Linked DNA regions of Homo sapiens: region 1 is linked to region 2. The links are chromatin loops, found by intact Hi-C in ENCODE. Cell type or tissue: B cell. All regions are shown on one strand. Links, peaks and the distances in the headings refer to the core of each region. The heading gives the core; the rest is flanking DNA.

Evidence for each region. A loop is a pair of places that touch in the nucleus more often than their neighbours do. Peaks named below come from ENCODE experiments on the same cell type or tissue, not always from the same donor. Only the 100,000 strongest peaks of a DNase experiment are listed, where the experiment ranks them.
Region 1: it touches region 2 in a loop (2.1-fold over the local background); 3 of 110 quality-filtered maps call a loop at or near these places.

What each region holds. Positions count from the first base shown.
Region 1 is chr3:44,552,729-44,558,100 of GRCh38, forward strand. ZKSCAN7 (zinc finger with KRAB and SCAN domains 7) reads left to right here and starts at 2,465. Exons shown (of 6, transcript NM_001288590.2): 1 at 2,465-2,753; 2 at 4,202-4,742. The coding sequence starts at 4,320. It overlaps ZKSCAN7-AS1 (ZKSCAN7 ZNF cluster antisense RNA 1), which reads right to left. Exons shown (of 3, transcript NR_157564.1): 3 at 4,629-4,864. RefSeq lists silencers at 2,219-2,268, 2,379-2,518 and an enhancer at 4,031-4,532. In B cell, for the core only: CTCF peaks have their summits at 2,396 and 2,599; DNase peaks (open chromatin) are centred at 1,743 and 2,563; H3K4me3 peaks cover 1,577 bases; H3K27ac peaks cover 1,046 bases.
Region 2 is chr3:44,726,450-44,731,821 of GRCh38, forward strand. It overlaps ZNF501 (zinc finger protein 501), which reads left to right and starts at 3,186. Exons shown (of 3, transcript NM_001258280.2): 1 at 3,186-3,566; 2 at 5,027-5,111. LOC105377056 (a long non-coding RNA gene) reads right to left here and starts at 3,077. Exons shown (of 3, transcript XR_940788.4): 1 at 2,343-3,077. RefSeq lists an enhancer at 2,997-3,066. In B cell, for the core only: no CTCF peak of the experiment used is centred there; a DNase peak (open chromatin) is centred at 3,142; H3K4me3 peaks cover 1,440 bases; H3K27ac peaks cover 718 bases.

The sequences.
Region 1 (5,372 bases), core at 85-5,084, 170 kb before region 2:
TCTTGTCACCCAGGCTGGAATGTGGTGGCAGAAACACTGCTCGCTGCAGCCTCAACTTCCTGGGCTCAAGTGATCCTCTCACCTCAGCCTCCAGAGTAGGTGGGACTACAGGTGTGTGCCACCAAGCCCGGCTAAGTTTTAAATTTTTTGTAGAGACAGGGTTTCACCATGTTGCCCAGGCTGGTCTCAAACCCCTGGCTTCAAGTGATCCACCCGCCTTGGCCTCCCAAAGTGTTAGGATTACAAGTGTGAGCCACTGTGCCCAGCCTCTTTGTGGTCTTAAATCCAGTAAGTTCCTGGGGACACACTTCTCACAGCTGCCCTCACTCCAAGCAGGATTTAACATGGGAAGTGATAGTGATGATGCAGAGCAGCACAGTAATTGCTATAGATATTCTCTTTTTTTATTATTACATACATATAGGGCAAACGTGGCAGGCCTTAACATTAATGGATACAGGGGATGAACTGAGAGGAAACAAGGATAGTAAACACAATACTAGAAAACACCTATAATACTTACAATGTGTCAGGCACCATTCTAAGTGCTTTATGTATTTTATCTCATCCAATCCTCACAACAACTCTACAATTCAAGTATATTATTATCCCCATTTTCCAAATAAGGAAGCTATGCACAGAGAGGCTAAGTAACTTGTCCATGGTCACTCAGCTCATGGGATGACACCCAGGGTTCTAGTTTGGGTCCCTGGGTGAATGATAATACTTTTTACAGTGATGGGGATATGGGTTGGAGCTTCAGGGTTGCGGATAGATGGTAAGTTTCGTTTCAGGCATGTAGAATTTGAGTTACCTATTTGTTAGCTCTCATACCAAAGCTTGAGTGATGATTTTCAAGAGAAATCGAGTTGGAGTACAGAATTCCTAAAAGCCTTCTGTGGTTGTCTTTGGCCCAAAGGTAGGTGTCCTAAGGTGCTATATCGAGGCATCATCAAGTGTCTTGCCCACTGGGGCCCAACCCAGTCATGGTAGATCGGGCCAGGCCCACAGTGTTGGTCACAGAAGTGCCTCTGAAGTCTAAACACACTGCTCAGATGGGCCTGGTCCTTACAGCCAATGAAAGCCAACCACTTGTGCATGAAACAGCTCTGAAGAATAAAAAACCTCAATCTTGGTTTCCAAATCCTTGTGTCTCCTATAATAGGAAGCCAGGACTGCAGGACAACACGTGGTCAAGGAGACCTGAAAATCAGGTCTGAGAGCATTTAGCCTGGCCTTGGGAGATTTCCTCCTCAAGAATCCTAAGCTTCTGGGGCCTTGATTTGCCTTCCACCTCAAGAATCCTAAGCTTCTGAGGCCTTGATTTGCCAGTAGGCAATGTCTAGCATCAATGTCAGGCAGAGGCTGGGGTTCCTGGTTTTAAATAGCCAAAACCTCCTTGTGAGATTTCCAAATGGAGAGGGGGACCTTGATGACAGGAAACCACCATTAGGATCAATGGACAAAGATTGCTCCAAGAGATTACTTTTAAGCTTGTGGAAACTCTGGAGCAGGACTTCTGGTGTCTTTGTTTCTATCTTGGCTCACACAGATATATGAGGAACATATGTCAGGGCCAGGGTTAGGCCCAGGGCACCTTTGAAATATTGCCATCCCTAGACAGTCCAGGAGACTGTTTACTTTGGGCCCTGTAAAGGACCTATCTCCTGTGCTATAATAAAGATACACAGTTAACTTCATCACACCCTTTGCCCTTCACCCGTGGTCATTAACACACAGGGCCTGCTCAACCATGTTTGTAACAAGGACCAGTTCATATCCTCCTTCTGTATGCAAACCATTCTTCAAAGTGAAAGTCACCTGGGTACCACCTGCCACCCAGAGGCTAGACAACTGCCTACTAGGTTACAAACTGTCCCCACACCTTCTCAGTTTATCTGCTTCTTGGTCTCCCTAGGAACCTCTACATGGACACCAGAATGCTGGTGCTGTCTTACGAAATATTAACCACATTTATGGGCCAAAATATCACAATTTCTAGACATGCTTCTTCATTTTTAAGATGGGAGATGCTTGCTGCTCCCTTCACTGAGACTTCAGATTGGGCATCACACATGGTATAACTGACTGCTCAGGATATGCCAGGCCTTTTGCTATGTAGTGTCTGTTAACCTCATGCGGTGCTCCCAGCCCTGTGAGGTACGCATTATGCTCTGCATTTTTTTCAGATGAGAAAACAGGCTTGGAGGTTGGGTATCTTTCCCAAGGACACCTGGAGGAGAAGGTGTAGAGCTGGGACGCGTCTGGATCCCCCGACTATGGCCTGAGAGCGGGATGTGAGTGGCCTGGGCCCTCGCGAGACCCCGACCCCGCCCGCGGCAGGTGGCCGGGCACAGCCGAGAAGTAAGCCCTGCCAGCTCTCCCGGGTGCGGGGACGCGCGCGCCCACCTTCGCAAACGAGACTTCCGGGATCCCGGAGGGGGCGGAAGTCGAGGCCTCTCTCGCTTCCGGCTCGGCCATTGTTTTTGGTCTAACGGGCAGTAGAGTGTCCGGCTTCGGTGCCGAGTGCCACCGCGAGTGGGCCGAGACGCGGAGGGAGGCGCGGCCGGAGCTCGGGTCGCCGACGCTGGCCAGGACCGCGCTTCTTCCCGGCGGCAGGCGGCGCGGTCCCCGTGACTCTCAGAAGCCGCCCGATGTAGAGCCGCTTCTTTGTCTCATACCCCTGACCATTCGTGCGTGGCACGGAGCCGGGTATCTGCGGGTACAGCGATGAACAGGGCAGACGTGGCCAGGTGAGCGGCGCTGCTGAAGCCTGGTTTAACACGAAAGGTAGATCGCTGTTTTCCCAGCTCTTGCAGTAGGAAACTGTATGAACTGTCATATTTGGGTCAGACCCAGGCTCAGAATCGCAAACGTGGAGCGTGACTTGGAAATGCAAAAATCCAATTGAGATTTTAAAGTGCTGAGCATTCGGAACACTATGGGAAGCAGGAGAATGGCCTGAACTTTCTACATATATGGGATCTTAGAGCAGAGTTTACAGATTATTTTAAAGTCCTTCTTTGTCTTTTTAAAGAGATTGAGACACAGGGATCTGGGCTCTTGGTGAACTGGAAGCACAGCACAGATGCCCTAGTTACCAGTAAGGTGCTGATTTTAAAACGTTCAAAGTTTTCCTCCACTTCAGTGTCAGCTAAATGTATCATATTCATTCATTTCCCAATTATGTGTGCCATGTGCACACGTGTACAAAGATGACTGGAAGTCAGCTCTGCCCTTTGTATCCTCCCAGAAAGCAGGGGAGACAGTCGTGTAAACCACAAACGATTACAGTGTGAGATGTGCTCTACTAGAGGTTTGAATGAAAAAGGTAGTTTGGGATCACTGAGACAATAACCACCTCTCTAAGCCTAGCGTGATCAGGAAGGCTTTCTAGGGGAGGTGCATTGAGTAAAAAAAGGTCTAGTATTTTCTGATTCCATTTGGTTCCTTTCCTTTGGTGGCCGTGCAGCAGTTTGGAGGGTGAGAGTGGTGAGTTGTGCATAAACCAGTTAAAGGGTTATAGTGAGAGGTACACAAAGGGAAGCTACCAGCACTCTTCCTGATGGGGCAATCAGGAAAACCAAGAAAAAGTTGCCTTTGTTCATGGTCTTGACAGACAAGTTTGCCAAAAGTTGAAGAAGAAAAATTCAAAGAAAGAGTATGTGTGGCTTCTAAGTGTGTCTCTAGAGCTTTAGCTCCAAACTTTCTTTATTTTGCATTTCTATCAGTAGAAGAGGTTTGATCACTTACTCCCTACATTGGTTTATTTGTAATTTAAACATGAATACTACTATACAAATTGTAATGCACATTATAAAACATACATTAAATAGGAGTTAAATAACTTAGTATTTTCTCTTGCACCCTTTGGGATAGCCTGCATTTCCCACATTGGAGACCATTGCTGTCTTTCTAGCATGGGTACTTGGGGTGAGTGGTAGAGGGTGTGGCTGGTTGTGAAGGGGGTAAGGCCAGGTTGTGAAGGGCTGTGAATGCAAGGCATAGACATTTAGATTTTATCCTGTAGGTAATGGGAGCCACTGAAACTTTAAGAAGGGCATCATTTGGAGAGATGCTTACTAAGAATGCCTGGTTGTGTTCTTTTTTCCTGGAGCTTTGTTTTTTAACTCAGTGGAGGATTGTCATCAGCCTGGGGCTGAATACTCCAAGAACTCTGATTTCACTCTTGTTTCTGTAGGCCACACTACCATCACCCCTTTCTCCAACCCTGAAAAACAGTTCCTGAGACCTGAACTATTGACCATCATTTTAATCGGACCAACTGCAGCTGTAACAAGCTTCTCTTTGGGGTCACAATGACCACTGCAGGCAGGGGAAATTTAGGCCTCATCCCCAGGAGCACTGCTTTCCAGAAGCAAGAGGGGCGCCTGACTGTGAAGCAGGAGCCAGCAAACCAGACCTGGGGGCAGGGCAGCAGTCTCCAGAAGAACTATCCTCCTGTCTGCGAAATCTTCCGGCTACACTTCAGGCAATTGTGTTACCACGAGATGTCTGGGCCGCAGGAAGCATTGAGCCGGCTTCGGGAGCTCTGCCGCTGGTGGCTCATGCCAGAGGTGCACACCAAGGAGCAGATCCTGGAGCTGCTGGTGCTTGAGCAGTTCCTGAGCATCCTCCCTGGGGAGCTCCGGACCTGGGTGCAGCTGCATCACCCTGAGAGTGGTGAGGAGGCTGTGGCTGTGGTGGAGGATTTCCAGAGACACCTCAGTGGATCAGAGGAGGTGAGCAGTTGAGTCTAGAATGGCGGCCTGATGCTTCTCTAATGCTTGGGTTAGCCTAGGAATAGGCATTCTCCACTTCCCAGGCCCTAGGCCAGTTTGCCTTTAGGGTTGCTGAACTTGTCCTGTGGATAGAGGGAAAATAGTTTTGTGCTCCAAGCCATAAACACAAGTGCACATCCCAGCTAAGCTCTGTGATTCACCCTGTGAAATACTGTGTTCTGAGCCTAGCTTCATCCTGGAGATTCGCATGGTACTCCTGGCAGGCGGGGGATCTGCATGCTGGTTAGAATAGGGCGATCGGGGGAAGGCGGGCCTTTGGGTATGCTGATAATACGAGCCTTCATTTGAGACATTCTCTTTGCTCACTTCCTTGGACTTCTCAGAGTCAATTTTCTCTTTTTCTGCCTCTTTGATTCCCTGAAAGGTGACATTTTTGGGCCTTGTAATTATTTGTTCCTTTTGCTAGCTCTCCAAACCTAACTGGGATCTTTTTGCATCTTTAATTCTAATTTAAGTTTTCCCTATTTCCTGGAGTTCTTGCAAATGTAATACCAAGGTAATTTAAACTAGAGGAATAGTTGGGAAGAGTGAGCAGTAAGACACATTGGAAAATCTGGTTTCTAGGACCAT
Region 2 (5,372 bases), core at 233-5,232:
AAAAAAAAGTACCAAAGTGGAAGCACTTCCTGAGATTTTGGGCCCTGGGATGATAAAGAATTTGAGTGTCTTGCTTATTGTGCACTGAAATTTAATTCATGACTTTAGAAGGACACAGATGGAGCCACGTCAGATCCTCAGAACAAAAGAGAAAAGATGTTGGGGTTGCTCAAGACCACACAACCAGTGTCAGATGAGGTTTAAACTGCAGTGTCCTTGCATTTCATTTACTTTTCCCTGTATTGGTCATACCTCTATTCCATATGCCTCTTTATTTTTTATAGAACTGACTACTTTTTTTTGTTTCTGAGATGGTTTCGGTCTGTTGCCCAGGCTGGAGTGCAGTAGCGTGATCCTAGCTCACTGTAGCCTAGACCTCCCAGGCTCAAGCGATTCTCTCACCTCAGCCTCCCAAGCAGTTGGGACTACAGGCGTGAGCTACCATGCCTGGCTAATTTTTAAAAAGTATTCTCTGGCCGGGTGCGGTGGCTCACGCCTGTAATCCCAGCACTTTGGGAGGCCAAGGCAGGCGGATCACAAGGTCAGGAGTTTGAGACCAGCCTGACCAACATGGTGAAACCCCGTCTCTACTAAAAATATGAAAATTAGCCAGGCATGGTGGCGCGTGCCTGTAATCCCAGCTACTAAGGAGACTGAGGCAGGAGAATTGCTTGAACCCAGGAGGCAGAGGTTGCAGTGAGCCAAGATCATGCCACTGCACTCCAGCCTGGGTGACAGAGTGAGAGTCTGTCTCAAAAAAAAGTTTTTTAATATTATTTTTTGGTACAGACAGATTCTTGCTATGTTACCCAGGCTCATCTCTAACTCCTGCCCTCAGATGATCCTCCTAACTCGGACTCCCTTACAGGCCTGAGCCACTGCATCCAGCCTAGAATTGACCACTTAGTGCTCCAATCTTTTCCTTATCCTGAGGATGTGAGGAGCTCACTTGTATAAGATTGAGAAGCTTTTTGTTCTCAAAATCTCAGACTTTCCTGAGTGTGAGGGTGACAAGTAAGTTGATGATACCTTTTGACCCCTACTTTCTACATAAGGTAGAAACCTAATCTTGACGATATGTGGCATTAGTTTCATTTATCCAGTGGCCACATCAGGGCTAAGGTTATTTTAGTGTTTTGGAACGTTTTTGGTGTCCATCCCTACCATCCGTTTTCCACCTCATTGAAAGAAGCTCAGCCCAAACTGCTATTAAACTCCAGATTACGGTTTCTAGTAACCTCAGGTGCCTCCCTCCAGACTTAATGTCCTCCACACACTACACCCTGCTGATTTGGAGACTCTTTGAAGCCTAATGTTTGGGGAATGAATAATTAGACCTAGGGTCTCTGGCCTGTGAGATGTTAGGGCTGGAGGGAAGAACTTGCTATCTGATTCCAAAGAAGTGCTGAGAATGTGACACCTGGAGAGGGAAACTTAACATTATTGTTACATGGCATGTCAACTGACAATTTTACAAAGGGTCACTTTTTAGCCAAAGATAGCGATGGCCTCAGTCTGTGGCACCAGCATTCCTGATTTGTGTCCAAAAGGGACTCCATTTTGGGAAAACAGCCAATCTGAAGATTGGAATGGATATTTTTTTTTTTTTTTAAGATGGAGTCTGGCTCTGTCACCCAGGCTGGAGTGCAGTGGCATGATCTCGGCTCACTGCAAGTCCGCCTCCCAGGTTCAAGTGATTCTCCTGCCTCACCCTCCTGAGTAGCTGGGATTACAGGGGCACACCACCACGCCCGGCTAATTTTTGTATCTTTAGTAGAGACGGGGTTTCGCCATGTTGGTCAGGCTGGTCTCAAACTCCTGACCTCGTGATCCGCCCCCCATGGCCTCCCAAAGTGCTGGGATTACAGGTGTGAGCCACCATGCCTGGCCTGGAATGGATAATTTCTCTGCTGCATCTCATTAATTTATACAGCAAGTGTTCACTTCTATATGCTGCACACTAGGGATATGATGGTGTGCACACAGCCCTATTGTCCTGAGATTGCAGATCAGTAGGAATGCTTGGAAGTGAATAAGGTACTCTCCACTCATGCCTTTATCTCTGGACTTTACCTGTCAAGATGAGCCCATGTGTGCAAATATTTCCTGAGTTAGAGCCAGCAAGATCTGAAGTTTTGTAGAAAGGGATGGGTGTGCTACCTTGAGGCCCTGAAAGGTCAGTGAAGTCAGGGCAGAACAATAGGTACTGGAGCTGGGATTTGAGACACAGACAATAGTCCTAACATTTACTGAAGATTTAAAAAATACTAGATGTTCTTAGTAATTCACACGTATTAACCTCACTTAATCCTCACAACAACCCTGTGGTACCATTATTATACCTGGTAAGTGAGGAAGCAGGCACAGAGAGGTAAAGTTGCAAAGTTCATACACTGAGAATCAGGGATTTGAGCCCAAAGCAGTGTTTGATTTGTTTTGTTTTGTTTTTGAGACAGAGTCTCACTCTATCACCCAAGCTGGAGTGCAGTGGCTCAGTCTCTGCTCACTGCAACCTCCCCCTCCCAGGTTCAAGTGATTCTCGCGCCTCAGCCTCCGGAGTAGCTGGAATTACAGGCGCCCACCAGCACACCCGGCTGATTTTTGTATTTTTAGTAGAGACAGGGTTTCTCCATGTTGGGCAGGCTGGTCTTGAACTCCTGACCTCAGGTGATCCGCCCGCCTCGGCCTCCCAAAGTGCTGGGATTACAGGAGTGAGCCACCGCGCCTGGCCTGCAGAACTTTTTCTTTTGGCCACCTGAACAAAGATCCTGGGTCAGTAAGGTGTCAGGGGTTTCTGTGAAGAGGTCAGTTTTCTTCCAGATGAGGATGTGTGTGAGGAAGGTGGAAGCCAGTTTTGTGAAAAGCCTTGAGAATCCCCAAAGGACAGTAACATAGGAAGCTAAATGTGGCGGACTTGCAGGATGAACTGATGCACAGTAAGAGCTCCTTGTGGTCGACCCTTCTGACTTCCATCCCGTTTCCCTGTGCTGGAAGACGCACGCCAGGTGGGGTCGCAGGTTGTTTCTGGTGCCGGCTTAACCGGCGCAGCACCGAAACCCGTAGCTGCGTGCGGGAAGGAACCACCGAGCGGAAGCCGCTCCCACCTTCCTAGAGAGGAGACGGTAGTGGTTATTAGCCGAGGCGCGGACTGCTGACGTCACGCCGGCTGGGCGCGTCCGGGACTTACTCCTTTCCGCAGGGCAGCACCCAGGGACCTGAGTGTTGCAAGGTGCGAGAGGGGAGCGCCGCGGGGAGCGCCGCGGGAAGCGCATGGTGAGCGGTTTCTGCTGTGCCCGGCTGCCGCGGGTCGATTCCAGCTCCTCCCTCGGGAAGCAGGGCGTTTTTCTTCCTGGAGGGCCTGTGGAGCGGAGGCCCGAGGCCTAGGGCAAACTTGCCATGAAGAAAGGAGAGGCTGTTCGAGAGCCCTAGGCTGGGAGTCGGAGGACCTGGGTTCGATTTATACATACTTAAGCATGTCAGTGAACTTCTGGGCACTTTAGTTTTCTGATTTCCAGAAGTAAATACTGTTTCCTGCCTTGCCGTTTCCCAAAGTTGTGCGGGTTGAAGTAAGTATATGCAAGAATTAGTGCCTTCCCTTCATTATTTATTCTTCTCTAACAACAACAAAATAGGTACCGTATGAAGACATGTAGACTCAATACTTTAACAGCAGGCACTATTTATTGAATGCTTACCAGCTGGCATTCTTCTAAGTAGTTGCCATGTAGTAACCCACTTATTCATTACGACAACCCTATAAAGTAGTTACTGGTATCGTCTCCATTTAACAGTTGAAAAAACTGGAGCAAAAAAAGGTTAGGTAACTTGTTCAAAAGTCCTAGTCCTGGAGCCCATGCCATACTTGTAAGTTTGCTGGTGGAAGACAGAATGTAATCAGACTAGAAAGTCCTACAGTAGAAACTTGTAAAATTCTTTGAGAATGTAGACGAGGAAGGGCCTTGGAAAAGTCAAAATTTTCCCACAAGGAAGAGGTGTGAAGTTTCACATTTGAGCTAAATATTAAAGGTTGACTGCAAGCTTGAAAATAATTGCTGGCTTATTTGACCAAATGAGGAAATAAAAGAGACGTTTGAAAATAATTAAACAGTTTGTTCAGTGTCAGTTAAGAGATGCTAGTGGATTGGGATGTATTAGACAGGAAACCAGGTTCCTGCCTTTGAATACAGTGTTCTTTGCATTAGGAGGGTTCTTGAAACCTTTCCCTTATGAAGAGTCCTTAACATCTTACAGCAGATACTCCTTACACAAAGGCAATCCTCTTGTTATTTTCGAGAAATTCCCCCAATTCTAATTGTAGGAGGATAACTGACAGGAAGTTTCCCTGCTGTTGATTCAGCCCGTTCTTAACAAGACCCATTCACCTCACGGCTAGCTCATTTAGTACTTTTCAAATAAATGAATAAACAGATTCAATCAAAGATGGACTGGAAGGGCTTGATTTGAGGTTTTTGCTCTTTTCCCATCTGTATATAGAATCAAAGCTTTGTAGAATGTTGATATTACAAGAAGCTTTAAATATTATCTAGCTTTTCAATTTCATTTAACAAATAAGAAATGGATGAGACTGAGTGACCTGTGTTAGGTCATTGAACAAATTGGTGGCAGAGCTGAGACTAGAATCCACACCTCTTGACTGAGTCCATTACTGGTCCTACTGCCCTCTATTGTAGCCCTGCAGCATTTGACTTTTGAAATCAATGGCTTTTCCAGTAGACTTAGGGGAGCCATTGGGCTCCAACCTGATGTCGTATAAAGAAATTTTTACGCCCAGATGCTTAGTCCTAGGAAGGACCTGCCCTCTTTGTACATTGTCACATCTCTCTGAAGTCTGCCAACTCACTAATTTTTGTCACTGGAGATACTCCTCTAGGATAATAACGATATTCTTTCATTTGAACTTAAAATGGTCATTTGGTTAGAGATGGGATGTTCTTGAGTTACCCTGAATCTAGAAGGTGTAGGAAGTAGGCTGGCAATTTATGAGTGGCTCTTTTTCCTCCCTCAGTGCCTCAAATTCCTGCCTTTCCTCAAGAGAAGAGCCCCCAGGAGAAAAGCCAGTATTGCTTGTGCTCCTAACAACCTGTCTCTTGGTAAGTTAACTCTAACTAGAGAGCCCAGGATGGTGGTGGTTGTGAGACTACCATCAGAAGTGATGGCAGACCTATGGTGGGACCCACCAATGTCCACTAAATGTGGACCCAGCAGAAAATGCAGGACCACACAGAAATGGATACCATTTTACTCAAATCAGTGAGGGTGGCCCACTGTGAAAACGGCTATGGAATAATTGGTTATGGGACAGGTCCTAGAGTGCACTAAGTTCTTATCAGAGTACCTGAACTGAAGACTCT